Regions from separate parts of the Mus musculus genome. Here region 2 is linked to region 1. Evidence: chromatin loops called from intact Hi-C (ENCODE). Cell type or tissue: heart. All regions are shown on one strand. Links, peaks and the distances in the headings refer to the core of each region. The heading gives the core; the rest is flanking DNA.

Region 1 (8,334 bases), core at 80-8,079:
GCGGTGCATACTGCTGCCCCGGGGCATGAGTGGTTTGCTCAGATAGTATTGGCAGAAGGGTTAGTCGGGCACTCTAAGAGGGCTGGGGTTGACTCTGCAGAGCTGAAAGCAAAATGAAAGAAAGCCGACTGCTCTATTGGGAAGGAAAGGTAGAAGCTACTGTCCATGAGCACTTCCTACAGAGAGCAGACGTTCCAAAGGCAGCTGAGAGCTAGCTCTGTGTGTGTGTGTGTGTGTGTGTGTGTGTGTGTGTGTGTGTGCACTTCATCACTATCTCAACTTACCACTCTCTCCCTGGGCTCTAAGGAGGAGTTTTCTGAGGGCCCTCCTTAGCTTGTTTGATGTAGAAGTCATTTAATCAGTTTCGGGGGCATCCATCATGGTGGGTGTATTAAGTAGGTTCAAAGAAACAGAGCGGGTAGCCTTTGCGTGTGCAGGAGCTGGGAGGAAGTGCTCTCCTAATACCTCGAGTTTGCTAGAGGCCTGGGACTTGACAAATGGACTGAGGCTTGGAAGTTCTGAGGCAGTTCTCAGAAAATGATTAAAAGGGTGTAGGGAGCGAGGGTAGGCACCTGGCCACATGGCACCTGCCATTCTCACACTTCTCTTTCAAGGGGCATGGCTACATACCCATGTTCCATGCTGGCGGTACAACACTGTCTTTGGCATTAAACAACTTTGTACCCGTGAGAACAGTATCCTGCAAAGCCTTAATAAACCATGCCACTAGAGAGGGCCACCCGAAGCCCCGGGCTCCCAGGAGGCACAGCTGGGAAGCCCAGGGAAGACCTCAAATGGTATGGAGAGCTATTCAGCAGTCATTCCCAAGGCTGGGTGAAGGAGGATTCTCACTGGCAGGGAGAGCGAAGCTGGTGAGCCTTGTGGAGGGGAATTTAAGGTTTGCATGAGAGAGGTGTGCTGGGGCTGTAAATGCCAAGCAGGGAGGCTCCTGCCACAGGCTAGCTTCTGGTAGAGTTCCATGCTTGGGCTCATTGCTAATGTTCCCCTGATGAGGGCGGTTCCCACTGCTCTTCGTGGGAGGGGGGACAGCCAGTCTCTTACTCTGGATTCAATTCCATGAGCTGCCGCACATGCTCCTGGAAAAGGTGCTCCATTACATAAAGTCACAGTCTGTGGCTTTAAGAACAGTGAAGTTTGGGGGCAGAGGAGAGAAAGGTCGTGAGAAGATTAGCTTGATACTTAAAACCACAGCACATCCCATGACTTGGGACAGTAATACAACCCTTCCAGTACTCTGACTTCTAGAAGGAACTCATTGAGCCGGCAAGCTTCTGTGGGATGGGGCCCTCTTCATCTCCAAACAGTCGAAGTTTAGTCTGATGCCTGCCACTTGACATGCATTCGACAGTCAAATGAATGAGTGAACGCACCTACCCTGGGTTATCTGCCCAGGATATCGGTTATAACTTCTCATAACACCGCACAACTTTGAGTTCATATTGTTAATCTTCATTCCCATCCAGACTTTGCTCACCCCCATCCTTCCTCCCTCATACCAGTCCACACTCTTCTCAGACTCAGAATCTGTGTTGCATAATTTAGGTGTCCTGTCCTCCTCGCAGGGACGTCCTGTGTCCTAATCACTCATGCTCCTTACTTAAATGACCACATCCCTTACAACACTGAGAATATATTGACTATAAGTGATGTCATGAGCCTGAGGGGCAAAAACTGACATCATGGAGTGTCAGGCCCTGTGTAATATGCACCTGACTGGATTGCCTCCATGGACCAAAAACCCTCTTTCTCTGAGAATCCTTCAACACAGATGGGTGTCATCTCCCCCAAGGCAGGTTTCAGGATGAGCAATGACAGGAGCAGGGTCCTTCTTCAGTGTCAATGGAATGACAGAGAAGACGGAGCACTGTTAGTCACACAGTCTCAAAGAAAGTGTTGGCTTCCTCTTTTGCCTCATGGTTTTCTGGCCCAGAAGAGCTGGCTGCAAGCAGACCCATGTGCCTGTTAAGAAATAAGGCAGACTCTCATCACCATCCAGCCAATTTTCCCAAGAATTGTGCTTTCCATTGTCGGATAATGGCCTCAACCCTTTTCAACTCTATCCAGTAAAAGCTGACACAGGGCTGTCTACGCTGCCCTTTGTACGCCTTGCAGTGATGAGTGCTTCCAGCAGTGATTAAAGCTGCTTTCCCTCACTAAGTCTTCTGGGGTAGGGTGTCAAGTCCAATAGTTTCTCTGGGTGTCCTGATCGAAAGTGCTACACACACACACACACACATTAAACTAACTTCACACAATAATTGTATTTTCTCCACACATTTACTATTTAAATCTCACCACAATCCTGTCAAGTAGGTACTGTGTTTAACTTCCATTTCCCAAGGAGCCTTATACTCAGAGGCACTACATGACATGCCCAGTGGCATACAGTGGGGGGTGGGAGGGAGGGAGAGAGAGAGGGAGAGAGAGAGAGATCGTTTCTTTCCCTCTTGAAAGAAATTCCTGCTTAGTCCCCAAACTCCCCCCCCCCCCGCACAAATCATATCCAATGTAGAACGTACACCATAATATTTTAGGGTCAAACAGACTACATGGAAGCTGTCTATATGGTGAATAAACGTATGCATTATACAGTAGCTACTGTGTGTGGAGTGGACACACGTTAAGGGGAGGAGCAGCTCATTGACTCTTCAGGAGCCTAGTGGGTGAGTGCAGGGCACTGGAAACCAAGTCGCGCTGGATTTGCCCTCTTAGGGCTTACAGTCCATTGCAAGGCACAAACATTAAAAAAAAAAAAGCTATTATAATAAAATAAACAGGATTTTGTTAAGAGCTACTGAAAAGGTACAGTAGGGGAGCTCTGCTCTGGGCCAAAGCTGGAGCGATTTCCAAGGTGGGAAGTCTGGCCTCTTTTGGTCAGGGAAGGGCACTTTGGGGCAGAATCTCCAAGGAGAAGTCAAGGCAGAGCGAAAGAAAGAAGAAATTATCTCTTCAGAATAGGACTTCACCTAGATGACTGCAGGAAAGAAATTGTGAAGGTAAGAGAGAAGCCAGAAGCTAGTTTATGTAAACAGGCTTGGAGAAATCCGCCGACGGTGTCTGCGGAGCCCAGCGCTGCAGGAATGAGGGTGAAAGGGTTAAAGGGGGCGGTCCGGAGCTGCCCGGTAGTCCCGCCTACCCGCAACGGGGGCGGAGCTGCGCCGGGTGCGCACTGGGATTGGCTGCAGGGAGGGCGTTCCGCTAGGACCGTACCAACAGCCAGGCAGCGCGGAGGCGGGGGTGGGTGTGGAGCGGCCGGCTCCGCGGGGAGCGGCGACCGGGGAATGGCCGGGCCGGCGGTGGGCGGGAGCCGCAGTGGTGGCGGCGGCGGCCCGGGGCGGTGAGTGCGGCGTGGGGCTGCCCCTCCCCGGAGGCGGCGGGGGCGGCCGGGGCCGCGCCTCACCGCACCGCGCGGGCGGCTATGGAGCGAGCCTGAGGCCCGCCAGGTGAGTGGCGCGGTTGGAGAGGGCGCGCGACCCCTCGCCCGGGAACGACGGGAAGGAGGGAGGGAGGGAGGGAAAGCGCGGGCGGCGGGGGGCGGGGCACCTCCCTCAGGGGCCGGATGCGGGGCTGCGGGCGATCGGGAGTCCTTGCGGTGACCGGTGCTCGCTGCTAAGGACGGTCCCCAGAGGCTCCTGGCCCTGGTGTCGCCCTTCTGTCACACGAAGCCGGTGTCGGCGGCCCGGCGGGCAGCGCGCTCTAGCTCGGTCCCTACGCCGCCCTCCTGGTGGCCGAGGAGCGCGCTCTCGCTGAGCCCCTACGGGGCCCGCTTGGTGGTCGGGGAGCGCGAGTGACCTGCAGGCCCTGGGCCGGAGAGGGCAGCGGTGTCCTGCGGTCGTGCGCTCAGAGCGCCAAGGGGCACAACTTAGGATGAGACTGTGCAGAGTGGGCTGCGCTGGCGGTTTCATTTCCGGGTGTGATGGCCCGGCGATTAAGAGCGAGCCCAGACGTTGCCTTGAAGATGAATGCGAACGTTGTCAAGCTGTGTCCTTGATTGTGGAGTCTGATAAGACATTCTTTTTAATCTGGAGTCAGTGATCTGTCAGGCTCCTGATAAAAACGAAGAAAAGGGGGGGGGGAACAACAGGGCGTGGATGGTCCTTATACAATTACTTCGTTTAAAGACTTATGTCTCCAGTAGGATGGGTAAGGCGTTTACAATTTGGGAAAAGGATATGTTTAACACTGTCACTTGGATCTAGGGCCAGGTGTGAGGGTCATCTCTACTCAGCCAGGTTCCCTCCGGAGATTTGATAGCTCACGTTGGAAGAAAGAAATAATGCGATCTTTTCACGATTGAGGTCTACGGCTTTATAATACAACCGAGAATCCGGAAAGTCAAGATTGTCAATAATTAACCATGCCTACATTGCTTGGGTTGTAATTTCACATTGAGCTCAATGTGCTTGCCATTCCCTGAATTTATGCAAGCCGGGTGAGCAAGCTGAAAGCACTTGTGCATGTTATCGTCCTGAGAAACAGGTTCAGGCATTAAAGATGCTAAATTATTTGCATAGGCTCTAAATCAATTTAGGGCAAATTTAAAATTATTGTATTAAATTAATAACTTTCTTAAAGTTTGTGAAGATGTTGGGTTTTGTGTCCCAGAACTGTTACCTGAAAACAAGATGCGGGTTCACATTAGAAAATACTTATCACAGGAGAACAGTGTGGGGTGGGGGTGAGGGAGGGGGAGGGGGGATTAGTCGTCCCCTTTAATCCCACCATTCCTGAGGCAGAGGCAGGCATATATCTGCGGTCTAGGATAGGCTACATAGTAAGACCCTTCCTCAAAAGCCAACAAATCGAGGAAAATAAAAGGTACTGTGCGTAAGTCTAGCCTCAGTCATAATAAAGAACATATAAAAATAATGAAGGGAAAAGATAATTTTAAAAAAAAATAAGACTGGCCGGGTGATGACACAGCGCATGCCTTGAACCCCAGCCTTTGGGAGGCAGAGGCAGGCAGATCTCCGCATTCCAGGCCAGCCTGGTCTACTACAGAGTGAGTTCCATGACAGCCAGGGCTGTCTTGAAAACAAACAAAAACCTGGAATTTACAGCTTTCCTTGTGACCATGGGGTTGATTTGCTCTGTTTCCTTAGGACTAGTGAGAAAATAGGTACTTTTCATTTTTAAAGCACAGGCCTTGCTTTTTAAAATATATTTTGAACCAAAGTATACTTTGGAAAAAAGCAAGTCACAGATTTTTATTTTTCATAATTTTTTATGTCATAGACTTATTTTGTGCTGTTGATGATTATTTACTTTAGTCCCTTCTGTCTCTTCTGAATTTCCAGTTCCTAAATGGGAATTTCTGTTTACTTTTAGGATATGAATTGGCTCCCTCTGACCGCCATTTCAGTGCTTGTAAGTGTGAGGTCAGCAACTGCAGCCTACAGATTGATAACTGTCGAACCCCTGGTGAGTGCCAAGACAGTAGAGTCAGCTGTTAGCGCACTCATGGTTGCGGACAGAAGGAGCTGTGGGTGTCAGGTTGATCTGGGATAGAACACGAGATGATTTTTGTGGATAGGGGTAAAGGGCATAGTTACCATGGGGCCCTACAGTTGTAATTCATAGTAGGTGTGCATTAATTGTTGGTCGGTTGAAGTAATAAATGGAAAGTGGTGTGAGGGAAGCATAAATATTGTAGTGCAAATGCTAGATCTTTTTATGCTCGCCCTCCCCCATTTTTCTTTTCTTTTTTTTTGGGGGGGGGGTTCGAGACAGGGTTTCTCTGTGTAGCTCTGGCTGTCCCTGAACTCACTTTGTAGACCAGGCTGGCCTCGAACTCAGACATCTGCCTGCCTCTGCCTCCCAAGGGCTGGGATTAAAGGTGTGTGCCACCACTGCCTGGCTCTCCCCCGTTTTTTCAATCAAAAGGAATTTTAAAAAAAAGAAGGCAAAAACACTGTGTTTCCGATTTCTGTTGGCCATGTGTTACTAAGGTGGGTGTCTGCAAACGGTATTGTTTATCTGATTCAGTTCTGTGATCATATGGTGTTCCAGCCACCTGCAACCTGACGATCTGGTCACAGAGAGCTGCACAGACTTCCTCCTGCCACTTGGACTGGCTAGCTGAGCAGTTAGATAGATAACCAGTGTTTCGCCATTAATAGAAAACCATGGAGTTGTTGGTCATAACCGTCCCAGTAGCCTCAGTGCTCACTGCCCTCCTGTCCCGCCCAGTGGAGATGAGCGAGGAAGGGTCTTTCTCCCATAGCTTCTCCGGCACCTGTGCATCCCGCCCTCTCGTCCTTCTGTGAGCCTCTGTGTGACTGAGTTCAATAACTTGCAGGGCTGAGGCACAGAACAGAAGTCCTTCCTTTGCTACTGAAATTCCCTCTGACTAATGTACAGTAAACATGACAGCGAGAGCTGCTTGGAAGAGAATATAATGCAGAGATCCTCTGCTATGTGGGTTGGTTACAGAAATTAATAAACTAGTCTGTAAATAAAGAAAAGGTCTTCTGATACAGTTTTTCTTGCCAAAACCAACAGAAATGCCTGTCTCTAGACGTAAAGAGTCTCGGGTGTCAGTCAGAGCTGAGTGTCAGGTAGTGCAGAATGAGATAGTGTACTTTGGTATGTCTGAGGTCTGTACTTTGTGGGGAAGTACTGGCTACGTTGGAGGAGACTGTTAATTTGGGAACATTATAAAAGGAGGCCAAGGAATATGAAATTATGAATGCATAAGAAGGACAGACCAAATGCAGAGAAGGAAGTCTGCTAGTCTGTGTTCTCAAATTGACTCTCTGCTGTTTCTGCTTACCGTTGCCTTGTTATCTACTGTTGAGAAGTAATGTATTAAGTGCTAATTTTTATTTAGGTATGCATTTGTGGGAAAAGGCTTACAATACGGTGTGTACTTTGTTTCTTTTTAAACGTGTGGTATAATCCTTGTCTCAAGTTTAGTATTCCTAAACTAGGATCCATTACTGTGAGGAATTAAACAAGGATCAGAGGTGATTGTGCAATGTAGGCTGTGCACCCTTTTTTACTTACTGGATCTGCTTTTAACTGCCTGTCACAGCTGGGAAAGCTGTACAGTTTCTGGCCTTCTGTGGAGTAGCCACCGAGGTCACTGCTTCCTCAGATCAGATTTAAGTTAGTTAAATAGGCTTGTTAGGTTCTATAGACTCTTCTCTCAACATTAGTGACTGACCTTTGTAACCACTGTTGTGGTTGCCCAAAGACCTTTCTAATTCATTTCTTGTTCTTAGTCCTTGTGTGTATACACACCCTGTATGTATATATGTATGTAGGTATGTATGTATGTATTTTATGTTGTGTAGTTCTGGGAGACAAACTAGGACTGAAGAGAAGACTCAGTGAGTAAGGCTCTTGGCATGCAAACGCGAGGACCTGAGTTCAGATCCCAGTACCCAAATAAAAACCAAGAATGCATGGCAGCTTTTTTTTTTAAAAGATTTATTTATTATTATATATAAGTACATTGTAGCTGTCTTCAGACACACCAGAAGAGGGCATCAGATCTCATTATGGATTGTTGTGAGCCACCATGTGATTGCTGGGATTTGAACTCAGGACCTTCGGAAGAGCAGTCAGTGCTTTGCCACCCCAACATGGCAGCTTTTAATCCCAGCACTCCAGAGGCTGTGATGGGATCCCCAGGGCCAGGTGACTAATTAGACTGAATCAGTGAGCTCTAGGCTCAGTGAGGGACTCTGCCTCAGTAAATAAAGTGAGAAGGATTGAGGACGCCACTGAACATCTCACACAACACACACAGGTACACAAACACACACACACATATGTATGCACACCTACACATGTATCTACATGTATAAACACACATATGCATAAAAAGAAATTAACATGGAAGATGTAGTGTGGAACCTTGTTTCAGAAACCATTGTCTGTAGTACCTGAAGATCTGGTTCAGCCTTGTCTGATGTATCATTCATATATCATTCTTGGGCAATGTCTTCTTGGACTTTCTTCATTCTTTCTCCTAATGTCTCCAGATTGTCTTTATTCCCAGTTTTTCCAGGAACCAGGTTAGCAGTAACAGTAGTCTCGAATGGTGTAAGCATGATATGCAGATGGTAGCAATGTAGACAATTTTGAATATGTAAAACTGGTAAACACAGTAAATATTTCTGCTGTTTTTACTATACTATGTTTCTGAATTCGTTATAGGGCTTATTTCTCCATGTTTGTTAAAAAAAAAACGGGGGGTGGCATCTTTAAACCTAAGTATTTGATAGTTCAGAAGAAATGCTTTTAGCCATAAAAGTCTCTCTCCCTTGCTATTCACTTCTGTTAGGGCCTTGGGAAGTCAAAAAAAAA
Region 2 (8,334 bases), core at 208-8,207, 670 kb after region 1:
CCCAAATACTGTAGAAAACAAAGGTCTGCTTTTTTGAGAACATGAGCACTTAGGAGGCAAGAGGCTCGAGGACTACAAATTCCAGCCAGCCCTAACCAACAGAAAACTGAATTCTACTTCAGTCCACTAGAATGAAACTGTCCAGGCATTAAATAACTTAACTATTCTGACCCTGTTCATTCTCTTTAATAAATGTTAGTATGAAACTCCCAAATCTGCCGTTAACATTTAATTTTATGTGTATGTACTCCTGGTGTCCACAGAAGCAAGAGGGTATCAGATACCCTGAAACTGGTTATGGACCTTTGTGAGATACCACAATGGTGCTGGGACTGGAACCTGGATCCTCTGGAAGAGCAGCCAGTATTTTTAAAACCACTATGTCATCTCATATAGCCCACTCTGGCCTCAAACTCAATATAGCCTTGACTTTCTGATCCTCTATGTTGGCCTTCAGGAATGGCAGGCCTACAGACATATCCACCACCTCTAATTTTATGTGGTACTAGGGATACCATAATGTATTCTCACTAGGTAAGCACTCTACCAACTGAGCTACATTTCTTTCTTTTTAAAAGTGGTTGCTGGGATTTGAACTCAGGACCTTCGGAAGAGCAGTCAGTGCTCTTAACCGCTGAGCCATCTCTTCAGCCCCCCTGAGTACATTTCTAATACCATATCTACTTTACTTGTTTGCTTGTTTGTTTTTGGGACAGGGTCTTACTATGTAGCCTGACTGACCTAATGCTACCCACATAGACTAGGCTGGCCTCCAATTAACAGATATCCTCCTGCCTGTGCCTCACAAGCACCAAGATTAAAGATGTGTACCACCAAGCCCAACTCCAAATCTGCCATTGATATTACTGATCTATATAATGTGTATAAAAAAAAAAAAACAAACCAAACATCTTTGAGGGGCCAGAGAGACAGTTCAGTGCTTAAGAGGACTGCTGCTCTTAAAAGGACTGGATTCCATTCCCAGAAACTTCTGGTGGTTTAGAACCATCTAGAATTCTAGTTCTGACCTCTGTAGGCACTATGCAAGATGTAATGCAGACAGACATAAAGGTAAAACATTCTTAAAATAAATAGAACAGACTTTTAAAGTTAAAAAACAAATTAATGTCTTGATTTTTCTGGGATTATCATTTTAAGTATTTTCCCCAGGGTTATAGTAAATAGCCACATTGGCTACCCTTTGTAGAAGAGTTTCACTAAGGTTTATACATAAAGTAATCTGATGAGAGCTTCATTTCATATCTAGTTCTGAATTTAGATGCGACAGTAAGGATTTATAGTCTTCACTACTGAGCACACATGCTTCTCTCACAAGAGTGGACAACTAAAAAATGCTAGGCAAAAAAAAACAGTTGCAAATGTTCTTTCCTTCCAGGAACTGACTGACAGAACAGGTGTGAGTGCACCCATGTCCAAGCAAGCACTCATGTGCACATGCGCACGGCTAGCACACTTGTGGGGGATGGGAGAGGGAAACCAAGCATAAAGAGCTATTTAAGACATTTGTTGGCACAGTTGGATCTACTCTGCCCTGCCTGATTACACTCCATGGTTCAGTTTCAGTCTGTAGCTTCAGTTTAAAACATCAACAGCCAAAACAGATTTCTGTGCAGCTTCTTGACCTTGTGCCATAATTGTTAATTTGTACTAGGTAGCTGCATCCAGGGAAACAGCCTATTGTTGGAATATCCTAGGTACTATTATTATCTTCGCTAACTGGTAGCTAAGGCTTTGGATACTTGAAAGGTAGCGGGAAAGGGGGAGTTTAAGTGAATGAGCAGAGCACTCTAATACCTCCTTTTTTAAAAAAAGATTTGTCTATTTTATATATATAACTATACTGTAGCTGTCTTCAGACACACCAGAAGAGGGCATCAGATCCCATTACAGATTATTGTGAGCCACCATGTGGTTGTTAGGAATTGAACTCAGGACCTCTGGAAGAGCAGTCTCATAACCACTGAGTCATCTCTCCATCCCCTAATGCCTCCTCTTAGGGATTTTTTTTTTAACACAGAAACTAGATGCCTGGAGCAGTTCAGATACTATGCATACTTCTGGTTAATACAGTTTTCTGAGTGCAAAAAGAAAATCTTTTTCTTACTTCCCACTTCCTCCCCAATCCTTGGATGACTTTTACAATTCTTCTGGTTTAGGCTAAGATATAGGGTAACAGCAATACACAAAGAATCCACAAGCCTGCTAAGAAATCTAATACCAGGCAGCATAACTGACTCAGATCGTCTTTAGTGACTGGATCTCCCCAGCAGTGCAGCCTGGCCTCAGCTGGTCTGCTCTCACCTCAAGCCTCTGAGTGCTGGGATTACATACACAGTGAGACTGGGCTATGACCCCACTTTCTCCTCAACTTTCATAATCACTTTTTTCTGGAGAGTCTTGTTATATAACCCAAGTTTGAACTCACAATCTCCTTCCTTAGCCTTCTGAACACTAGGATTACAGGTGTCTCCCTACACCTTATTACTCCTTCACTTCTCATCTAGTCTTTTGAAAATGTCATCCTTATGTATTTTTTGTTTTGTTTTGTTTTTTGTTTTTCCAAGACAGGGTTTCTCGGTGTAGCCCTGGCTGTCCTCAAACTCAGAAATCCACCTGCTTCTGCCTCCCAAGTGCTAGGATTAAAGGGGTGTGCCATCACTGCCTGGCTCTTATGTATCTTTATGTAACTCTGTTGGACCTCAAACTCAGAGCTGCCAGGATTGCCTCTTCCTCCCAATGCTGGGATTAATGGCATGCACCCCCACAGCCTGTTCTTATTTGAGACTGAATTGTGGGCGGGGGAGGCTGGTGGTCAGCAATCTTCCTGTTTCTGCCCATTCCATCCCATCCCACTACTCCAAGGGCTAGGATTATACACAGGGTCTCACTATGCAGCTTCTGGCTGGCCTGGAATTAGCTATAGCTATGTAGACCAAGCTGCCCTTAACTGTCTGCTACTGTACATGGCCCCACCAGCTTACTACTAGACAGTTATATTTAAATACTTCTAGACTTACAGAAAAGTTTCAGAAATGATGTAGTTCCCTCACATAATTCACACAGTATCTTATACAAAGTGCCATTATTTAAACCAAGAAATTAACATTGATAAATCTATTAACGAAGTCCCATTCAAATGTCACCAGTTTTCCCACTAATGAATGTTCCTTTTCTGTCCTAGGTTCCAAGACAGGATCCTGTTAGATCCAAGTGATTACCCTTGTAGAGGAAAATCACCCACACCCCATATTCTACCTACTGCCTTCCCAAAATAATAGAATTAACTTCCTAAAACAAAGCCTTACATTCTATCTGGTCCCCTCTCTAATCTGTAAGCCTATGCATACGAGGGTTTCCTATATCGTGTGGTTTATTTACTGTTGGTTAAACTCTCTTGCAATCTCCGATCTCGTGTTAAAGGATCTCAGTATCTGAAATCAGCATCAGCAAACTCTACGGACTTGAAAAGAATCTTCATGTTTAAAACAGACCCCACATTACACTTAGTCCTTTTCCTCAGTCTCTTACTCTGTCTTTTGTGACCTTAATAGTTTGGAAGAATAGTGTCAGTTTGGACAAAGTCTGTTGCTTTAAGTTTGTGCAGTATTTTATCATGATTTGAAAGAAAACAATTTAGAATTTTTTGTCAAGAATGACCAGCACTAAAGAATAACGTGTCCTCAGGTATCATGCTATGTAGGCTCGTGCTCTCCCTGTCTTATGGAGTGTGAACCTTGACTACTAGGTCTGCATGCTATCTCCACCATCACTGACTTCTTTTGTAGTTAATAATTATCTCAAGGGAGACACTTTGAGACTCTGTAGTTATCCTGATTCTCCTCTACCTCTCACCCACTAGCATCACAGGCAGACGTTAAATGAAGCAATTTAGTACTGCTTGCATACTGGTGCCTTCCTGTTTCCTTTGTGCCTGCTGAATGTCCACTGAAGAACTTCAGTTCCATCAGTGACTCACCCCTTCTCTACTGACCTGGTTAGTAAGCTGTTATCAGTAAGGAATCGAGAAAGAGCTATTAATCTGTCAATCCTGTCCATGTCCGGGCCGGGTGAGGTTTCCCGTGTACAGTTTATGGGTTTAAATTCCACACTATCATTCTCTTTGCAGTTCACATTGTTTCAGCTTGACCATTAGGCACTTCTTAACGCTGGCCCCATCCTTCCAATAAACTTTAAGACAATAACTTCTTTTTTAAAAACAGGACCTCAATTCCATTCCTCAGGAGGCCCCTACACTTAAAATCTTCCTCCTTCAGCTTACTAAGTAGCTGGTATTATAGGCTGGTGCTACTGCACCCAGTTTACCACTAATCCTTCATTTACTATATTCAACTTACCATCCAAGAATCATTAGCACTTCTGGGGAGCTTATTAGAACTACAGCTTTGCACCATCCCTGAGCCCCTTTAGACCTGAATCTCTATCTCACGACAGATGACCTGTGAGACAGGGTACGCTGCTGAACCTGGAGCTAGCCTGAGGTCACACAGCCAGCCACACCTCACTTCTTACTCCTAGAACGGGATCTGAACTCAGGTCCTAGAAACTCTAACATTTAAAGAAAACATTTTCTCTCTTTAAAGAAGAGTTAGTTCCCTTTATTATAAAATCCCATGTTTTTCACACTTTTTGAAAATAACAACTTGGAGCTGGGCCTTCAATCCCAGCACTCAGAGTAGAGTTAGGAGAATCTCTCTGAGTTGGAGGCCAGTCTGACTTACAGGACAAGCTCCAGGACACTCATGCCGTTACTTTTTTTGTTTTGCTTTGTTTTTTTTAAGACAGGGTTTCTCTGTGTAGCCCTGGCTGTCCTGGAAATCACTCTGTAGACAAAGCGGGACATTACTATTCTTATTTCCCTATAAAATGTTAAAACTATGGGCCAAATAGTCAAAGCATAAACACTGTTACTTCTATGCAGAGAAGTTTTAGTCCCTAGAATGAATACAGAATGATTCAACATCCACAGAAAGTCTGCAAATACTGACAGCAATCTCCTTTTCTGCCTGGACCTGAAAGACTGCTCCTCTGCTCACTTGAATTCGGGTTTTATGCTGTAGCTGATCTTAGACGTGCAATACCACCACCTAGATGGCCAAAGGCAGCATGACACTTAAATGCGTACAGCATGGAGCTCTACTGAGAGGATACAAAGGTCTGTCTCTGGAGCTTTTAAGCCTGCAATAATGAAAGCCCTGCTGTTTTGCTCTAGCAAGTTAGAAATAAGCAAATCCAGGTCGCTCTGTTAGAGCTACCTACACCTTCAGAGGGCAAAAGCCACCATTTTAAATTTGGTTTTGTCAAGTACTAAAAAAAGTACTCTAAAGCAGAGTTACTAAAAAGCAGTGCGATTTGATCTGTAAAAGTTATGAAATTACAGATGAACTTTCTTCATTTCTATCTGGGTTACCAAAATCATGTCCTATATATAATCCTTCTAATATTGTATACGGAAAAATAACCCCACATTTAGTAATAGCTGTTTTTACTTCTTTACTTAAATGACTTCGTTAAATATTCTAAACGACCCTAAAACTCTCCACTTTACTAAAGAAACAGACTCTGAAGTAGTTCTCTTATCTGCTAAAGTCCTACAATCCTCACTCAGGGGACTGACTGACAGTTCAGGAAGCCCGATCAGTTATGACTCCAAAGTCCATGTGCATAATCACTGTTCAAGATACCCTTATTGACAAACGCTTGTCTTACTGCACAAAATCTGTGATAAAATATGAGAACTATGCTGAAAAGCCATATGTAGGTCAACTTACAAGGGATACTGAGGCTTCAGAAACATGGGTGGAGGCTTCAGAAAGCCAACTGTGTGGGTTTTGCACAGTGGCCTTAGTGTTTAATAGGAAAGTGAAAGGCAGACAAGGCTTCTCTAAACAAATTTCCCCTTGGGAAATTTAAGAAGCACTTTAATTCCTTGGACTGGTTTAAAATAACATGCAGGCTACAATGCACAACTGTAACAGCCAAGCATCAGGGTACAACTCTCTAACCCTATTTACTAGGCAAAGGCTGTGGTCTCTGAGTTTACCTTAAACTGGCCTAACAGTGGGTCCAAGTAAGCCAGGGATATATAACGGAGATCCTAGCTCAGAAAAATAAACTAAAACCCCCCACAAAACAAGCAAACAAATCAAAACTCCTTCTCTACTCCTTAAGTGACCAGCTACGTCTAGCTACTTGTTTACTATGGAAGCTCTAGGTGTGGTAGCTCTACCTTAGGAGGGGAACTTTAAGAAAAAGAGCTTAAATGAGTCAGCTAAGGTCATGTGATAACTGCAACAAACCTCCTTATCTAGGAGTGGACTCTGCATCCAGATCATTCGACACTTCAGGGCCTCAAAAGTTTTCATAAAGAACCTCAGGTTGCTTTGTTTCAACTATCCCAATCCAAAAGGCTTCCTAGAACATTTTTATTTTGTCTACTACAAAGTTCTCTACTTAAATCATTTTCAATTTACAAAGGAATTATACAGTATAATTATAAACCTGGTAGTTCTGGGTCCCTGCTGTAGCCTTCACAAAACAACAACAACAACAACAAAATCCTCTTATACATTTAAATAAGCCATTTTTAAACCCAAGGGCAGGTACTCGGGGTGTGGTAGTGCATGCCTTTGATCCCGGGGCTCCAAAGGCAGAGGTGGGTGGATCTCTTGAGTTCGAGGCCAGCCAGGGCCACAAACAGAAACCGTATCTTCAAGGGGAAAAAAAAGGTCAGGTCACACAAACAAAACTGGCATTTTTAGTTAGGAAAGTTAGCTCAGCCCTGGATCTATATAAACAAGAATAAAATTTGATAAAGTAGAGACTACTACAGATTTTGTTCAAAGAAAAGTTTTTTTTTTTTAAAGCTGGGTTTGAAACATAGTTGAGTACATAAGTAGGTTAAGTAAAATAATTACGAGTTTCAAAGTTTGTCTCTTTCACCATTATTAGTAACTGAAAAACCTTAACTGTTCTCTTTTAAGGCTTAGTTACGCAGCGAGATAAGAGAAATGGACTCCTACAATGAGAATTCTCGTTTACATTTCAAAACTTTTAAGTAAATTTACCTTTCATCTGAAGTCCCTATCAAAAATCTACTCTCATCTTGTTTCGTTTTACGCTTGAAAGACTCCAGGTATATTCTCAGCACCCTCCCGGAAATTACAGACCCATCCCAACCTACCTCGATTTCTGTTTGTGCCGTAGGGGAGGTGGGGGTGGGGAGGGATCCTTTCTCAAAGACCTTTTGAAAGGAGAAAATAGTAGTTCAGACACAAAAATATGTTAAAGTTATGTTTTAGTTTTGCTTACTTACAATTTCCAGCCAGGTTTTAAAACACGGGACAGTCAGGATCAGCGGTACCACTAGGCCGTTCCTCCAGCTCCACAGCGCTGGTCTGCAACCCCCAGCCGCCACGGCAGAATGTCGCCTGTACCGCCCACGTGACGTGAGCTCCGCAGGGAGGAACCCGCGGAATGCTGGGATAGGTAGTCCCTTGGCCCCACCTCTCCCAGCTCCTCCCACTAGACTTCCTAGAACCTTAGTGCTGGCCTCTGTGAGAGCCATCATCCAGCCACACAGCCTGCACCACTTCTCAAGGTGGAAGTGGCTGTAAACAGGCTCAAAGACTCTGACCATCTCGTCCCTTAAAATGGACTCCTAGAATTCAAAGTAAAGTTAAGAGACAGTAACTGACGATAGTGGCAAGCACCACTCAGTCACGACTTTGAACTCAGCCTCTTAACCTAACTAGAGGCTATCCTCAAAATGACTGCTTAATCTAAATCTCAGTTTGCGCGTGGGTCAGCGGGGTCAAGGCTTCATACCCACATGAAGTTGTTATGAGCACCTAAGTATAAGTAGCATGTCTGCTAACAGGCGATAATAGACTACGAAGCAAAAATAGCTATTATTTTGGGGTTTGGTGATACAGCCTTTAATCCCAGCATCCAGAAGGCAGAGGTAGATGTATCTCTATACGTTTTACTTGGGCTGGCGAGATGGCTCAGCGGGTAAGAGCACTGACTGCTCTTCCGAAGGTCCTGAGTTCAAATCCCACCAACCACATGGTGGCTCACAACCACCTGTAATGAGATCTGGCGCCCTCTTCAGGTGCTTCTGAAGACACTTCAGTGTACTTGCTTATAATAAAACTTTGGGCTGGAGCGAGTCAGGGACTGAGAAAGTAGAGCCGACTGGCACCAGCAGAGGTCCTAAATTCAATTCCCAACAACCACATGAAGGCTCACAACCATCTGTACAGCTACAGTGTACTCATATACATAAACAAATCT

The links. Peaks named below come from ENCODE experiments on the same cell type or tissue, not always from the same donor. Only the 100,000 strongest peaks of a DNase experiment are listed, where the experiment ranks them.
Region 2: it touches region 1 in a loop (7-fold over the local background); 1 of 42 quality-filtered maps calls a loop at or near these places.

What each region holds. Positions count from the first base shown.
Region 1 is chr1:156,713,996-156,722,329 of GRCm38, reverse strand. It overlaps Fam20b (family with sequence similarity 20, member B), which reads left to right and starts at 3,420. Exons shown (of 8, transcript NM_145413.4): 1 at 3,420-3,464. In heart, for the core only: a CTCF peak has its summit at 3,764; DNase peaks (open chromatin) are centred at 3,239 and 3,849; H3K4me3 peaks cover 2,328 bases; H3K27ac peaks cover 1,735 bases; H3K27me3 peaks cover 1,298 bases.
Region 2 is chr1:156,040,023-156,048,356 of GRCm38, reverse strand. It overlaps Tor1aip2 (torsin A interacting protein 2), which reads right to left. Exons shown (of 7, transcript NM_172843.4): 2 at 7,223-7,282. Among named protein-coding and RNA genes, the nearest start is that of Tor1aip1, 7.7 kb to the right of the region's middle. In heart, for the core only: CTCF peaks have their summits at 5,134, 7,442 and 8,183 (motif pointing left); DNase peaks (open chromatin) are centred at 5,146 and 7,496; H3K4me3 peaks cover 2,350 bases; H3K27ac peaks cover 1,553 bases.